2 separate regions of the Homo sapiens genome follow, and region 1 is linked to region 2. A link is an interaction called in ENCODE POLR2A ChIA-PET data of the cell type or tissue named here. Cell type or tissue: HepG2. All regions are shown on one strand.

Region 1 (8,000 bases), 1.4 Mb before region 2:
GCCACAGCTGGACTCAGCCTTGAGGCTTGGCCAGACTTAACACCGTGTATAAACCAGGACCTTTTTAGGTAGAGTAATGGAAACCAAACTCTAATGATCTTAGACAGTGCTATTAGTCTCCTGGAGCTGCCAGAACAAATTACCGCAACTTCAGTGTCTTGAAACAAGAGAAACTGATTCTCACAGTTCTGGAGACCAGAAGTCTGAAATGCAGGTGTTGCCAGGGCTGTAGTCTCTGGAGACTCTAGGGGAATCTGTGCCTACCTCCTCCAGCTTCCAGTGGCTCCTGACATTCCTTGGCTTGTGGCTGCATCACCCCAATCCCTATCTCTGTCTTCCCCTGGTCTTTTGCTCAAAATGTCTGTGTTTAGTTTCCCTGTAGACACCTCTGCATCACTCTCATGAGATGCAGAGGTGCGACATACAGGTGTTGAGAGCCCACTTAGATAATCCAGGATAAGCTCCTCTCAAGATCTGTAACTTGGCTGGGTGCAGTGTCTCACGCCTGTAATCCCAGCACTTTGGGAGGCCAAGGCGGGAGGTTCACTTGAGGTCAGGAGTTGGAGAACAGCCTGGGCACCATGGGGAGACCCTGTCTCTACTAAAAATAGCCAGGCGTGGTGGCACACACCTGTGGTCCCAGCTACTCAGGAGGCTGAGGTAGGAGGATTGCTTGAGCCTGGGAGTTTGAGGCTGCAGTGGGCTATGACTGCACCACTGAATTCCAGCTTGGGTGACAGAGTGAGACTGTCAAAAAAAAAAAAAAAAACATAAAACATAACTTAAATCACATCTCTTGCCACAGAAAGTAATACTCTTTTGCCTACATATAAGGTAATATTTACAGGATCCAGGGGTTAGGATGTGGACATATCTTTGGGACCACTGACAGCCATGAAGCAATCTCATAATTTTCAAATAGGTTCTGTCCTTTTTATCTTTCCAGTCTTTTGGAAAGCATATGCCTATATTTTCAATCCACAATTCTATTTTTATTTGAGGTCATTTCATTTCTGGTTTTTATTTTTTATTGAGACAGGGTCTCACTCTGTCACAGGCTGGAATACACTAGCACAATCATGGCTCACTGCAGCCAACTTCTGGGCTGAAGTGATCCTCCAGCCTCAGCCTCCTGAGTAGCTGGAACTACAGACACACATCACCATGCCTGGCTGATTCATTTTTTAATTTTTTCTAGAGACAGGCTCTATGTTGCCCAGGCTGGTCTCAAACTCCTGGCCCCATGCAAACCTCCCGCTTCGGCCTCCCAATGTGCTGGGATTATAGGAGTAAGCCGCCTTACCCAGCCTCCAGTTTTATTGTGTTTTGTTTTGTTTTGTTTGAGACAGAGTCACGCTCTGTCACCAGGCTGGAGTGCAGTGGCACGATCTCGGCTCACTGCAACCTCTGCCTTGCGGGTTCAAGCGATTCTCCTGCCTCAGCCTCCCGAGTAGCTCGGATTATAGGCATGCACCACCACGCCTGGCTAAATTTTTGTATTTTTAGTAGAGACGGGGTTTCACCATGTTGGTGAACACAAAGTATTTGAGAGCTGGTTTAATATACAGCCAGCTTTCCAGAAATGCAACTACTGTGTTCATCAAGGGAAAACTGAACTTCGTTTTCCTTAAAACTTATCACCAGCTGGTCATCATTTTGACAAATTCTGTCAACAACAGCCATGTCATTCCTGGCATCTGTATTGGTCACATCTGAACGACACACGCCCTGCATGCAGCCCTGCAGGTACTGGCTGTATAACACGCCTGGCAAGAATTCCCTTCCACCCTGTGTCCCGGAAACAAGAAAGTGATTGTGATCCGCTCACCTCAGCCTCCCAAAGTGCTGGGATTACAGGCGTGAGCCACTGCACTCGGCTTCCTCCAGTTTTTTTTTTTTTTCAATGCTTATATTTTACTCTAATTAACTGAGTCAAAAATGGAGAATAGTTGAATACACTTTCATGTAAGGCGAATCATTTAGCCGATACTTAACTCTGCATTTGGGCTACCATGCCGCTGTGGTTAGCGGGGCAAGGTGATGAGCCCTGTCTCAACACACACACCCCGCCTCTCCCCAGCCCACTTACACGTGTCCATTCCCACGCAGGTGTGGGGGCCTTAGAGGATTCCCTCTTCTTCGTAAAGTGAGAATGGGCTAGACTCGGCTTCACTGCCCAACAACTCCTTTTTTTCCTTTGGGAAACTGTCCTTCCCATTCCATATAACCTTCATGGGCTGAGATCACTCACCGAGCTACAGGAAGAGGCCCATTACTATGGCCCCATCAGGGTTCTGCCTGGGACAGTCCATAAATGCTGGAAGAGAGAGGTGCCTTTCCCTACTGAGGCTGCTAAAAGGAGACACTGCAAACTGGGGCTGCTGGTGGCAATCTTACACTCTCAGTGAAAGCCTGCCTGGCTGCAGGGGAAACCAATGCACAGACCAGCAGGGGCAACATCATTTGAACCCCTGGAGACAGCTGTGCCTGAAGCCCACATGGCTCAGGCACATGCTCAAGCCACTCTGATTTGCTTGTTACAGTCAAGAGAGTCCTTGGCCGGGCACAGTGGCTCATGCCTGTAATCCCAGCACTTTGGGAGGCCGAGGCAGGCGGATCACCTGAGGTCAGGAGTTCAAGACCAGCCTGACCAACATGGTGAAACCCCGTTTCTACTAAAAATACAAAAATTAGCCGGGCATGGTGGCATGTCCCTGTAATCCCAGTTGTTAGGGAGGCTGAGGTGGGAGAATCGCTTGAACCTGGGAGGTGGAGGTTGCAGTGAGCCAAGATTGCACCACTGCACTCCAGGCTAGCTAACAAAGCGAGGCTCTGACTCAAAAAAAGGGAGTCCTGACTGAAGCTGAGAGGCTGGTGGACAGCTGTCAGCAAGCAGTGTTTGTGGGTCTGATGTGAGCTGCGAAGTCCACACCTGATTTCAGAGCTGGTGGCTCTTTTTCCAATCAGGACAGCTCCAGGCCTGAGTTTTGGTGTGGTCTGTACCTAACCGCTGTGTCTTAGGTCAGGATCTCTAGAAGCCAAGCCCAAGACAGGAGTTCTCAAATGCCATGATTTACTGAGGGAATGCCTTTGGGGGAACCTGCCAGTGAGGAGAGCTGGAGGAGGCGGGCAGGGGCGGGAGCTGAGCCAGGTGGGGGTCCCTGCTGGAGTCTAGCCTCAGCTTGACCCCACAGGGGCTCTGGAGCAGGAACAGCACACTGCATTGTCCCTTGAGGCAGTCACTGGCTGCAGTTGCCTCTGGGAGCAGAGTAAAAGTGGACAGGCATTTCTGGGAGTACAATTCCCTAGAGAAGGGGACAGCTCTGAGCTGTGTTACCAGCCACCATTTCCAGGGGCTGGGGGATGCGCTGCACTGGCCCAGAGAGGTCTCTGAGCAAGGCCCCCACAACCTCCACTTCAACCTCCTGCCAAACCTCAAGCAGATTGAGAAGGAGCCGCTAGAGACACAGGAACCCTTTCCTCATCAGAAGTCTCCAAGCTTTGGAGGAAGAAGGAGGCAGGCAGGAGGCGGGAGGATCGTTTCACCCCAGGGGTTCAGGGCTGCAGTGGACTATGATCATGCCACTGCACTACTGCCTGGTGACAGAGTGAGACCCTGTCTCAAAAACAAACAGACAAAAAAAATCAATGCTCTTAGCATCTGCTGGGTCCACATTGGGCAGTGTGTGTGACGTGGTCCAGCTGCAAGGGAGGCTGGGAAATGCAGTTTCATTATCTGAGTACTAGTGGAGAAAGAAGAGACGAAAGCAATGAGAATCCCTGCCATGAGGAAGTGAGAGCTGATTCATTTCAGCTTCCTTAGGTGAGGTGATGGGGCCCAGACAGGTTCTGAGGCCACTGGAGGTCACACAGGCCAGCAGGGATACACCCAGTGGTAGACCCTGGTCTCCAGGCTCCCAGGACACAGACCACATAAAAGCAAGGTCAGTCTCAGCACACAGATTTAATAAGCACTGTATGTTATTCCTACAGCTGCAGGAAACCAGGGGGAAGATGGCCACAGGGCCAATGCCAGGCAGGGCACAGGGTGGGGCCCCTCAAGCAGCATATGGGGAACAGGAAAGACTCTGCCAGCATGGTCATGGCGCACAGGTGGCTACAATGGTGGGTAATGCCCAGTTGGGAGGATGCAGTGTTAGACGGGGTCTTGTCCGATGGATTCCTTAGGGGGTTATATGCTTGGGAGGCTGATACAATTTCCTAGAATTCTGGGATTCTGGATGGTCTCTGACCTGCTCTAGGGGATCTGGGTCTCCAGAGAGGTCTCAGCTACAAAAGTGACCCTCTCCTGACCCCACCTTGTGGGAGACCCCAGTGGTCTCAAGGTCTGTGAATAAAGGGACTTACAACCAAGATGCCTCCTGACAGGGAGACGGGGGCTTTACAGTCAGGCCCCAGCCTACATCCCTTGCCCCAGGGGACGGCACACAGGGTGTCCAAACCTACAAAGGGCAGCGGAGTGAAAGCACCAGGGCCGGCTTGGGGGGTAAGCCAGCCCCTTCTCAAGGGGCCAGTAGGCCACAGAGGCGGCCCAGGCAGGCAGGGTGGAGTAGCTGGCTGTGCTATCCGAGGTCGCTGTCCTAATCAGAGCAGGGCCGGGAGAGCCAGGACAGGAAGTATGGAGAGCAGGGAGCGTCTCTCCAGGGCCCTGCCTGTGGAGGACACCTTGGGGGTGGGAGCCAAGTGCAGACTTGAGGCAAAAGCCTGTCTCTGCCCTCTGCCTGCACCCCCACCCCAGGCCCTTCATGCCTCCACCCAGGCCCACCAGGGACGGAAGGGTGTGAAGGTGACAGTGGGGGAGGTGCCAGCTCACCCTCCCCTCCCTGCACCTACCTGCAGGAGGCTGTGCTCCGGGTCTCCCTGGGGGTTCAGCTGGTCCAGCAGGACTGGGGGCCACCCGCTGGCAAAGGCCTGAATGGCACCATCTATGGAGGGAGGGGTCCAGGGTGGACTTAGCTGGGAAACCCTAGCACAGGGCTCAGCACAGGGGACAAAGTGAGAGACCCCCTGCTGCAAAGACTGGCTCCTTGGACAGAAGGTGTGTGGTGAGGAATAACAAAATAATAAGCACAGCTGTGACAGAGTGACTCAACTGTACAGTCTTCCATTCTCCCCTCTAAAATGGCTCCCAGCCAGGCGGCTTGGGAGGGGGCAGTAAGCGCCGCCCCCACTCCCCCTCCACTCCCCCCCGGGCCCCTCACCCAAGCAGCGGTTCCTGGTAAAGAGCCCCCGGAAGGCTTCGCAGTCCTCACGCCGGTTCCCGCTGGCTCCGCAGTCGCACCAGGGCGCCACGCGCGCGCTCACGTTGTCCACGTAGTTAGGGGTGACGGCGGTGCCTGCGGGGACCCTGAGGGCGAAGTCATCGGCCCACCCGGGCGGAGATATCCCCTGGAGAACCCCCGCCCTCGCCCGGATCCCGGCCGCGCGTACCCACGAGGCCCGCGTAGGCGCGCAGGCAGCGGGCGCCCTGGTCCAGCAGGCAGCCGTCGGGGGCGCTGGGCGCTGGGGTGCACGAGACCTGAAAGGCCAGGAGGCGAGGCCTGCGCGGCGGGAGGGCGGTGAGCCGGAGAGAGGCCCCGTCCCCACCCTCGCCACGGCCCCGCCGCCGCCCGCGCGCACCTGCAGACCCGGCTGCGCTCGCAGAAGTTTAAGGGCTCAAGGCAGGAGGGCGGCGCGGGGCCGGGCCCCGAAAAGGCGCAGGAGGGCACGAAGGTCTGGCGCCGACGCTCGGCGCACGCGGGGCCCGCGCACGGGCAGAAGAGCAGTGCGTGGGTGAGCGCGGGCGGCCCGCGGGCGAAGAAGCGGCGCAGGGCCCGGCGGCAGCGGGCGCGGGGACAGCCCCCCTGCGCAGCCCGGCCCAGGCACTGCGCCACATACTCGGAGCGCAAACGCTGGCACCGCGCGTCCGCCGTGCAGGCTTCGGCCGCGTCCACACATCGGTTCCCTCCGACCGAGCTCGCCGACCCTGGGAAAGGCGCGGGGAGGCTGCAGGTCTCAGTGCGCCCCGCATGCACACTTCACCCAGCCCATCCACGCCCCTGGAAGGTGGGGGACACTGAAAACCCGAGAAAGCATAGAGTGTGGCCCAAAGGCGGGGCCGACTGGCACTGATCGGCTCTCCGTCGTGGGGATGGGCAGCGGCGGGCTCTGGAGGGCTCTGCAACACGTCAGGGATGGAGAGGGAGCATGGAGGCTGAGCCAGGCCTTCCCCAAAAGCTGAAGCCCCTCCTTCCCAAGCATCGCCACCATTTCTCCAGAACGGCCACACACGTCCAAAGACGGGTCCAGGGGCTCCTCCTACACTCAATGGCACTACCTGACGGGGGAACAATGAGGCTTTCTGGGGATCTGGCCAATGGAGACTTTAAAACCAGAGATGGCATAGAAGACAGTGGCTGCTCCTAGTCTCTTAATGACAGGCTGTGACGCCATACCTTTCCTCCTCTACCCCCTCCACCTCGCCGCTTATCCTCCACCATGGAGACCCTTTGGGTGGGTCTATTGATTTCTGTTTCTCCCTCCTTCCTGACCTCCTGCTCCTCCTCCTGCCCCCTGCATGGGTGTCTCCCCTCTCCAGCCCTTCCTGATGCTCCCTTGAGTCGAGGTCATCCTGCCCCATCTGCACTGGCTTCCTCCAGCCCCTCCACCCTTCATCAGCCAGGGGAGAGCGGATTCATGCAAGAGCTCTGGCCACTGAAGAACCCACTGAGTCCTGGCTGCCAGGGTGTGGATTCAGAGAAGTCCCTGACGACACACCGCCGGGCTTTGTCCTGAGCCACAGGACCCAAGGGTTCATCAGTGGTTTTAGTGACCAGGCCCCATGATAGGTGACACCCTGCTGGAGACAGAGAAGGTGCCTGGCACCCCAGTCACACACCAGGGGTTGGGTAGACAGAGGGTGAGCTCTGCCCACATGCCCACAGGCTGTGTCTAAATAGAGCCAGGATAACTGGAAGTTGGGACTTGGCAGCCCCTTCCCAGGATTTGAGTCACAAAAACCAGGCTAATCGAATCCCCCCCAGCCTCCACAAGTTCTCCAGTCTGGAGCATCTCATTCAGACTAGAAGCCTTTCTGGTGCCCAGCCTGAGTGGACGTGCACAGCCTGGCCCCTCATCCATCTCCCTGTGTGTTTGTGCACAGGGGCTACGGGGTGGTATCCCCCCCCCAGGGCTGGGAGCAGGGTGCCTCTCTGGCAATGGCTGTGTCTTTCAGGCTGTGGATTGGACCGCGTGGTGAGAGTGATTCCTGCTGTGACTTCAGCACCTGCCTCTGCAGGAAGGATGAACATAGCTCGAGGGCTTAGAATGGTCCCTGAGTGGAGGGGATAGATGGCAGCGGGGTGAGTCCTCCCTTCCTCCCCTCCCCAAAGGGCACACTTTGCTTTCCTCTCACAGCCTTGCCAGGCACATCCTCAGGTCTCAGCTGCACACACCAGCACCTGATGTTGCCTAAGGGTTTGAACCCACCTCTGCCTGTTGCTTACCTGTCACCCTTGCCCAGAACACCCTTACCCAGTCTCCACCCTCACAGCAGCTCATCTCAGCTGCAAGATCTCCTCCACCTTAAACCTTTACCAGATTCCACTTTCCACACTACACTCGGTAAAGTGACCCCTCCCTCCGCGACATCCATGCAGGGACGGAGCAGTCCAAGAAGGTGGAACAACAGATGAACAACACCGAAGATTCACCAAGGAATCTGTGTGATGGGTAGGAGGGCTGGGGCTGAGGGGAGGGTGAGAGAGTTGGGAGATGGCAGACAATAGGCAAAAGTTCCTGGGGCACGGGTGCCAAGGCTGGACTCGGGAGGGGGATGGCGGTGGTGGCTTGACGGGGCTGGGAGGTGAGGTGCTCAGCACATAGTGGGGTCAATTGCCAGGGGTCCCCAAGCCGTGCGCACAGGCCTCTCACTGGCAACCCTTCCTGTGGTTCAGCTTTTCCTGGAATATCTTGCCCTCCCACCTTGTCACTGAGGAGCA
Region 2 (8,000 bases):
ATCAAATGGAGCAGGATGGCAGTGAATACAGGTGGGTACCATGTTTGGTGAAGCATCAGGGAAGGCCTCTCTAAGGAGGCACCTTGGTCCTGGGACCAAGAAGAGGCAGGTGTGCAAAGACCTTGAAACAGAGCAGAGGGAAGCATGAGTCAGAAAGCCCTAAGGAGGAAACGCAAGGTTCCCAGCCCGGTGCCATGTGCTTTACACAAAACTTTTCCTTTTCCTGCTAGTAAATCCCGTCCTTTCCGGGAGTTAATACTCCCTTTCAATCTTGGCTCCTCTCTGCTTCCTGCAGGTGGGGCACCACAGTAGCTGCCCAGAGCCTGGGAGGGTCAGCCATAACCCAGCTCCGAAGGTACAATAACCACCCTTTTTTGAGTGTTACTATACTCAAACATAGAGCATGAGTGTTACTACACTCAAACATAGAGCACGAAGGCCTTAGGCCAACAAGAAGTTGTGGCCAGTGGGTCAAAGCCCAAGAACAGTCTTCAATACTATTAATATTTAATTTTTTTGTTGAAGCTCAATTTATGCATCTGGATGAATTTCTATCCCTGTATACACCCATGAGACCACCACCGTGTTCAACATATAGTGTTTCCATCACTCGAGAAATTTTCCTCATGCCTCTTCCCAGTTAGTACCCTCCTGAGAAGGTGGTCATTTTTTTTTTTACACTTTTCTCCATAGTTTTGTGTTTGTTTGTTTGTTTGTTTTGAGACAGAGTATCACTCCGTCACCCGTGGGCAGATCACGAGGTCAGGAGTTCAAGACCAGCCTGGCTAACATGGTGAAACCCCGTCTCTACTAAAAATACAAAAATTAACTGGGGCTGGGTGAGGTGGCTCAGGCCTGTAATCCCAGCACTTTGGGAGGCCAAGGTGGGTGGATCACGAGGTCAGGAGATGGAGACCATCCTGGCCAACATGGTGAAACCCCATCTCTACTAAAAAAATACAAAAATTAGCTGGGCGTGGTGGTGCATGCGCCTTTAGTCCCAGCTACTCGGGAGGGCGAGGCAGGAGAATCGCTTGAACCCAGGAGGCAGAGGTTGCAGTGACCCAAGATCATGCCATTGCATTCCAGCCTGGGCAACAGACCCAGATTCTGTCTCAAAAAATAAAATTAAATTAAAAAAAGAACAAAGACATTCTCCTATGCAACGGCAGTATCACACACAGGAAATTTATCATTGTTAAATTAGCACTGGTCTCTAATATTCAGTCTACATTCAAATTTCTCCAATTGTCCCAATAATGTCCTTTGTAGATTTTTTTCTTTTCTTTTCTTTTTTTTTTTTTTTTGAGACGGACTCTTGCTCTGTCGCCCAGGCTGGAGTGCAGTGGCGCAATTTGGGCTCACTGCAAGCTCCGCCTCCCGGGTTCATGCCATTCTCCTGCCTCACCCTCCCAAGTAGCTGGGACTACAGGTGTCCGCCACCATGCCCGGCTAATTTTTTGTATTTTTAGTAGAGACAGGGTTTCACCGTGTTAGCCAGGATGGTCTCGATCTCCTGACCTTGTGATCTGCCCACCCGGGCCTCCCAAAGTGCTGGGATTACAGGTGTGAGCCACCGTGCCTGGCCGATTTGTTTTCTTTTTGGTCCTGAGTCCAATCAAAGATCGCCTGTTACATTTAGTTGCTATGTCTCTTTAATATCTTTTAATCTGGGCAGTTTCCTTACCTCTCTTTTTTTTTTTTTTTTTTTTTTTTTTTTTTTTGAGACAGGATCTTGCTCTGTTGCCCTGGTTGGAGTTCAGTGGTGCAATTTTGGCTCACTGCAACCTCTGCCTCCCAGGCTCAAGTGATTCTCCTACCTCAGCCTCCCAAGTAGCTGGGACCACAAGCACACGTGCCACCATGCCTAGCTAATTTTGTGTTTTTTGTAGAGATGAGGTTTTGCCAAATTGCCCAGGCTGGTCTGGAACTCATGAGGTCAGCCTGCCTCAGCCTCTCGAAGTGCTGGGGTTACAGGCATGAGCCACCATGCCAGGCCACCTCTTTTTGATGTTGATGTGTCTGAAAACTCCAGGTAACTTATTCTGCAGAATGTCGTTCAATTTGGGTTTGTTAATGTTTACTCATCATGATCTAGATTAAATATTTATGACAGGAATCAAGGATGTGATGTCATATCCTTCCCAGTGAATCGTATCAGGAAAAATTATTGTTGTTTTGTTTCATTATTATTATTTTAGAGACAGGGTCTCTCTCTGTCACTCAAGCTAGGTTGCAGTGGCACAGTCACAACTCACTGCAATGTGTATGTTGTTCGTTTGTTTCTTTGTCTTATTTATTCATCTTTTTTTTTTTTTTTTTTTGGAGACAGAGTCTCACTCTGTTGCCCAGGCTGGAGTGCAGTGGTGCGATCTCAGCTCACTGCAACCTCCACTTCCCAGGTTCAAGCGATTCTCCTGCCTCAGCCTCCCAGTAGCTGGGATTACAGGTGCGTGCCACCATGCCCAGCTAATTTTTGTATTTTTACTAGAGATGGGGTTTTGCCATGTTGGCCAGTCTGGTCTTACTGACTTCAGGTGATCCGCCCACCTCAACCTACCAAAGTGTTAGGATTACAGGCGTGAGCCACTGCGCCCAGGCTTTATCTTTATTTATTTATTTTTAGAGATGGGGTCTGACTCACCCAGGCTGGCCTTGAACTCCTGGGCTCAAGCAATCCTCCTGCCTAGGCCTCCCAAAGTGCTGGATTACAGGAATGAGCCACCACACCCTGCTTTGTCTCATTATTGATGATGCAAGGCAATTACTTTTTTTATTTTGATAAGATATATCATTTTAACCTTTTTTTTTTTTTTTTTGAGACTGAGTTTCACTCTTGTTGCCAGGCTAGAGTGCAGTGGCGCGATCTCGGCTCACTGCAACCTCCACCTCCCAGGTTTAAGCGATTCTCCTGCCTCAGTCTCCCGAGTAGCTGGGATTACAGGCACCCATCACCATGCCCAACTAATTTTTTGTATTTTAAGTAGAAACCAGGTTTCTCCATGTTGTACGGGCTGGTCTTGAACTCCTGGCCTCAGGCGATCCACCTGCCTCGGCCTCCCAAAGTGCTGGGACTACAGGCATGAGCCACCGTGCCCGGCCCATTTTAACTATTTTTAAATGTACAGTTCTGTGGTGTTAAGAACATTCACATTGTGATGCAACAATCACCACCATCCATCTCCAGAACACGTTCATCTTCCCCAGCTGAAATTCTACCCATGACACATTAACTCCCCATGTTCTCTCCCCACCAGTCCCTGGCAAGCCCCTTCTACTGTCTCTATGAATTTGATGACTCTAGGCACCTCATACAAGTGGAATCATATAATATTTGTCTTTTTGTAAATGGATGATTTCACTTAGCGCAACGTCCTCAAGCTTCATCTGTATTGGAGCACGTTCCTTGCCTTTTAAGGCTGAATAATATTCCACTGTATGCATATATCATATTTCATCAATGTGTCCATCGATGGACACTTGGGTTGCTGTCACCCCTTGGCTATGCTGCTGTGAATGTGGGTGTACGCATATCTCTGAAAGACCTTGTTTTCACTTTTTTGGGGCATGTACCCAGAAGTGGAATTGCTGACTCATATAGCAGTTCTATATTTAGATTTTTGAGGAATTGCCGTACCATTTTCTGCAGCAGCTGCACCATTTTATGTTCCCATCAGCAATGCACAAGGGGTTCAATTTCTCCCCATTCTTGCCAACACTTATTTTTCTATTTTCTATAATAGCTAGCCTAGTGTGTGTGAAGTAGCATCTCATTGTGGTTTTGATTTGAATTTCCCTAATGATTAGTAACGATGACCATCTCCTTATGTGCTTGTTGTCCATTTCTGTATCTTCTTCTTTTTTTTTTTTTTTTTTTTAATTTTGAGACAGGGTCTCACTTTGTCGCCCAGGCTAGAGTGCAGTGGTTTGATCTCGGCTCATTGCAACCTCTGCCTCCAGGGTTCAAGAGATTCTCCCACCTCAGCCTCCCTGGTAGCTGGGACTATAGGCATGCGCCACCATGCCCAGCTAATTTTTGTATTTTTAGTAGAGACAGGGTTTCACCATGTTGGGCAGGCTGGTTTCGAACTCCTGACCTCAAGTGATCTGCCCGCCTTGGCCTCCCAGAGTGCTGGGATTATAGGCATGAGCCACCGTGCCCAGCCATTTTTCTATCTTCTTTAAAGAAACACTGGCCAGGCACGGTGGCTCACACATGTAATCCCAGCACTTTGGGAGGCTGAGGCAGGCAGATTGCTTGAGCCCAGGAGGTTTGAGACTAGCCTTGGTAACGCGGTGAAACTTCTTCTCTATACAAAATACAAAAACTAGCTGGGTGTAGTGTGTGCCTGAAGTCCCAGCTACTAGGGAAGCTGAGATGGGAGGACTGGTTGAGTCCGGGAGATAGAGGCTGCAGCAAGCTGTGATTGCGCCACTGTACTCCAGCCTGGGTGACAGAGTGAGGCCTTGTCTCAAAATAAATAAATAAATAAAAATAAAGAAACATCTGTTCAAGGCTTTGCTTTTTTTTTTTTTTTTTTTTTTTTGAGACTGGCCTGGCCTTGTTGTGTTGCCCAGGCTGGCCTCAAACTCCTGGGCTCAAGCAATCCTCAGCTTCCCAAGTAGGTGGGACTACAGGCGCATACCACCATGCCTGGCTTCTTTTCTTTGTCTACTTTTGAATTGGATTGTTTGTTTGGTTGTTGAATTGTAGGATTTCTTTATATATACTGGATATTAATATTTTATCAAATACATGTTTTGCAACTATTTTCTTCCATTCTGTGAGTTGTCTTTTCACTGTCTTGTCTCTTGTTGTGTGGTTTTAAAAATTTTTTTAGGCCGGACACGGTGGTTCACACCTGTAATCCCAGAATTTTGGGAGGCCGAGGCGTGCAAATCACAAGGTCAGGAGTTCGAAACCAGCCTGGACAACATGGTGAAACCCCATCTACTAAAAATACAAAAAATTAGCTGGGTGTAGTGGCGGGCACCTGTAATCCCAGCTACCTGGGAGACTGAGGCAGGAGAATTGCTTGAACCCAGGAGGCGGAGCTTGCAGTGAGCCGAGATCACACTGCTGCACTCCAGCTCGGGCGACAGAGTGAGACTCCGTCTCAAAAAAAAAAAATGTTTTTTAGAGACGGAGTCTCTGTCGCCCAGGCTGGAGTGCAGTGGTGTGTGATCATGGCTCACTGCAGCCTGGTTGAACTCCTGGGCTCAAGCGATCCTCCCACCTCTAGTTGTTTTCTTTTCTTTTCTTTTCTTTTCTTTTCTTTTCTTTTCTTTTCTTTCCTTTTCTTTTCTTTTCTTTTCTTTTCTTTTTTAGATGAGGTCTTGCTCTGTCACCTAGGCTGAAGTGCAGTGGCATGATCCCGGCTCCCTGCAGCCTTGACCTCCTGGGCTCAAGCGATCTTCCTGCCTTACCCTCTGGAGTAGCTGGCACTACAGCCATGTGCTACCATGCCTGGCTAATATATATATATACACACACACATATATATATGTATATATGTATATATATGTATATATGTATATATATGTGTATATATATATGTGTGTATATATATGTATATGTATATAATATTTTTTAGTTTTTGTAGAGATGAGGGTTTGACTAGGCCCATCTGGAACCCCTGGGCTCAAGTGATCCTCCCACCTCAGCCTCCCAAAGTGCTGGGATTGCAAGTGTGAGCCACCGTGACCAGCCTCACCCTCTCTCTTTTTTTTTTTTTCTGAGACACAGCCTCAAGAAGTCCTGAGAACATGTGCCTTCTGGCCCCACTCTCTTGATAGTGTTTTTTGATGTACAAAACTTTTTAATTTTGATGAAGTCCAGTTTATCTATTTTTCTTTCGTTACCTATACTTTTAGAGTCCTATCTATGAAATTATTGCCGAATCTAACGTCATAAAGATTTTTTTCTAAGTGTTTCATAGTTTTAACTGTTATGTTTAGGTCTTTGATCCATTTTGGGTAATATTTTTGTATATGGTGTTAGGTAAGGATGCAACTTCCTTCTTTTGCATGTGGATATCCAGTTTTCCCAGCACTATTTGTTGAAGAAACTGTCTTTTCTACATTAAAAGGTAGTGGCTCCTTTGTTGAAAATCAATTGATCGGCTCTCTCTCTCCCTCTCCCTCTCCCTCTCCCTCTCCCTCTCCCTCTCCCTCACCCCACGGTCTCCCTCTCATGCGGAGCCGAAGCTGGACTGTACTGCTGCCATCTCGGCTCACTGCAACCTCCCTGCCTGATTCTCCTGCCTCAGTCTGCCGAATGCCTGCGATTGCAGGCACGCGCCGCCACGCCTGACTGGTTTTGGTGGAGACGGGGTTTCGCTGTGTTGGCCGGGCCGGTCTCCAGCCCCTAACCGCGAGTGATCTGCCAACCTCGGCCTCCCGAGGTGCCGGGATTGCAGACGGAGTCTCGTTCACTCAGTGCTCAATGGTGCCCAGGCTGGAGTGCAGTGGCGTGATCTCGGCTCACTACAACCTACACCTCCCAGCTGCCTGCCTTGGCCTCCCAAAGTGCCGAGATTGCAGCCTCTGCCCGGCCGCCACCCCGTCTGGGAAGTGAGGAGCGTCTCTGCCTGGCCGTCCATCGTCTGGGATGTGAGGAGCCCCTCTGCCTGGCTGCCCAGTCTGGAAAGTGAGGAGCGTCTCCGCCCGGCCGCCATCCCATCTAGGAAGTGAGGAGCGCCTCTGCCCCGCCGCCCCATCTGGGATGTGAGGAGCACCTCTGCCCGGCCGAGACCCCGTCTGGGAGGTGAGGAGCGTCTCTGCCCGGCCGCCCCGTCTGAGAAGTGAGGAGACCCTCTGCCTGGCAACCACCCCGTCTGAGAAGTGAGGAGCCCCTCCGCCCGGCAGCTGCCCCGTCTGAGAAGTGAGGAGCCTCTCCGCCCGGCAGCCACCCCATCTGGGAAGTGAGGAGCGTCTCCGCCCGGCAGCCACCCCGTCCGGGAGGGAGGTGGGGGGGGGTCAGCCCCCGCCCGGCCAGCCGCCCCATCCGGGAGGGAGGTGGGGGGTCAGCACCCCCGCCTGGCCAGCCGCCCCGTCCGGGAGGGAGGTGGGGGGTCAGCCCCCCGCCCGGCCAGCCGCCCCGTCCGGGAGGTGAGGGGCGCCTCGGCCCGGCCGCCCCTACTGGGAAGTGAGGAGCCCCTCAGCCCGGCCACCACCCCATCTGGGAAGTGAGGAGCGTCTCCGCCCGGCAGCCACCCCGTCCGGGAGGGAGATGGGGGGGTCAGCCCCCCGCCCGGCCAGCCGCCCCCTCCGGGAGGGAGGTGGGGGGGGTCAGCCCCCCTGCCCGGCCAGCCGCCCCGTCCGGGAGGTGAGGGGCGCCTCTGCCCGGCCGCCCCTACTGGGAAGTGAGTAGCCCCTCTGCCCGGCCACCACCCCGTCTGGGAGGTGTGCCCAACAGCTCATTGAGAACGGGCCAGGATGACAATGGCGGCTTTGTGGAATAGAAAGGCGGGAAAGGTGGGGAAAAGATTGAGAAATCGGATGGTTGCCGTGTCTGTGTAGAAAGAAGTAGACATGGGAGACTTTTCATTTTGTTCTGCACTAAGAAAAATTCCTCTGCCTTGGGATCCTGTTGATCTGTGACCTTACCCCCAACCCTGTGCTCTCTGAAACATGTGCTGTGTCCACTCAGGGTTAAATGGATTAAGGGCGGTGCAAGATGTGCTTTGTTAAACAGATGCTTGAAGGCAGCAGGCTTGTTAAGAGTCATCACCAATCCCTAATCTCAAGTAATCAGGGACACAAACACTGCGGAAGGCCTCAGGGTCCTCTGCCTAGGAAAACCAGAGACCTTTGTTCACTTGTTTATCTGCTGACCTTCCCTCCACTATTGTCCCATGACCCTGCCAAATCCCCCTCTGTGAGAAACACCCAAGAATTATCAATAAAAAAATAAATTAAAAAAAAAAAAAAGAAAAAAAAAGAAAATCAATTGATCATAAATACAAGGGTTTATTTTGGGGCTCTCTATTGTCTTCTGT

What was found. ChIA-PET counts read pairs that join two places held together with the same protein. Peaks named below come from ENCODE experiments on the same cell type or tissue, not always from the same donor. Only the 100,000 strongest peaks of a DNase experiment are listed, where the experiment ranks them.
Region 1: POLR2A ChIA-PET joins it to region 2 with 9 read pairs; 1 of 35 experiments calls an interaction of 5 or more read pairs at or near these places.

The regions. Positions count from the first base shown.
Region 1 is chr20:3,655,304-3,663,303 of GRCh38, forward strand. It overlaps GFRA4 (GDNF family receptor alpha 4), which reads right to left. Exons shown (of 6, transcript NM_022139.4): 2 at 5,641-5,986; 3 at 5,452-5,561; 4 at 5,223-5,357; 5 at 4,855-4,946; 6 at 3,945-4,686. The coding sequence ends at 4,606. Among named protein-coding and RNA genes, the nearest start is that of GFRA4, 4.1 kb to the right of the region's middle. RefSeq lists an enhancer at 3,780-3,939 and silencers at 5,472-5,521, 5,612-5,721. In HepG2, a CTCF peak has its summit at 4,912 (motif pointing left); DNase peaks (open chromatin) are centred at 3,688 and 4,891; H3K4me3 peaks cover 1,737 bases; H3K27me3 peaks cover 2,074 bases.
Region 2 is chr20:5,020,746-5,028,745 of GRCh38, forward strand. No RefSeq gene overlaps it. Among named protein-coding and RNA genes, the nearest start is that of SLC23A2, 23 kb to the left of the region's middle. RefSeq lists an enhancer at 7,422-7,951. In HepG2, no CTCF peak of the experiment used is centred here; DNase peaks (open chromatin) are centred at 2,646 and 4,436; H3K4me3 peaks cover 137 bases.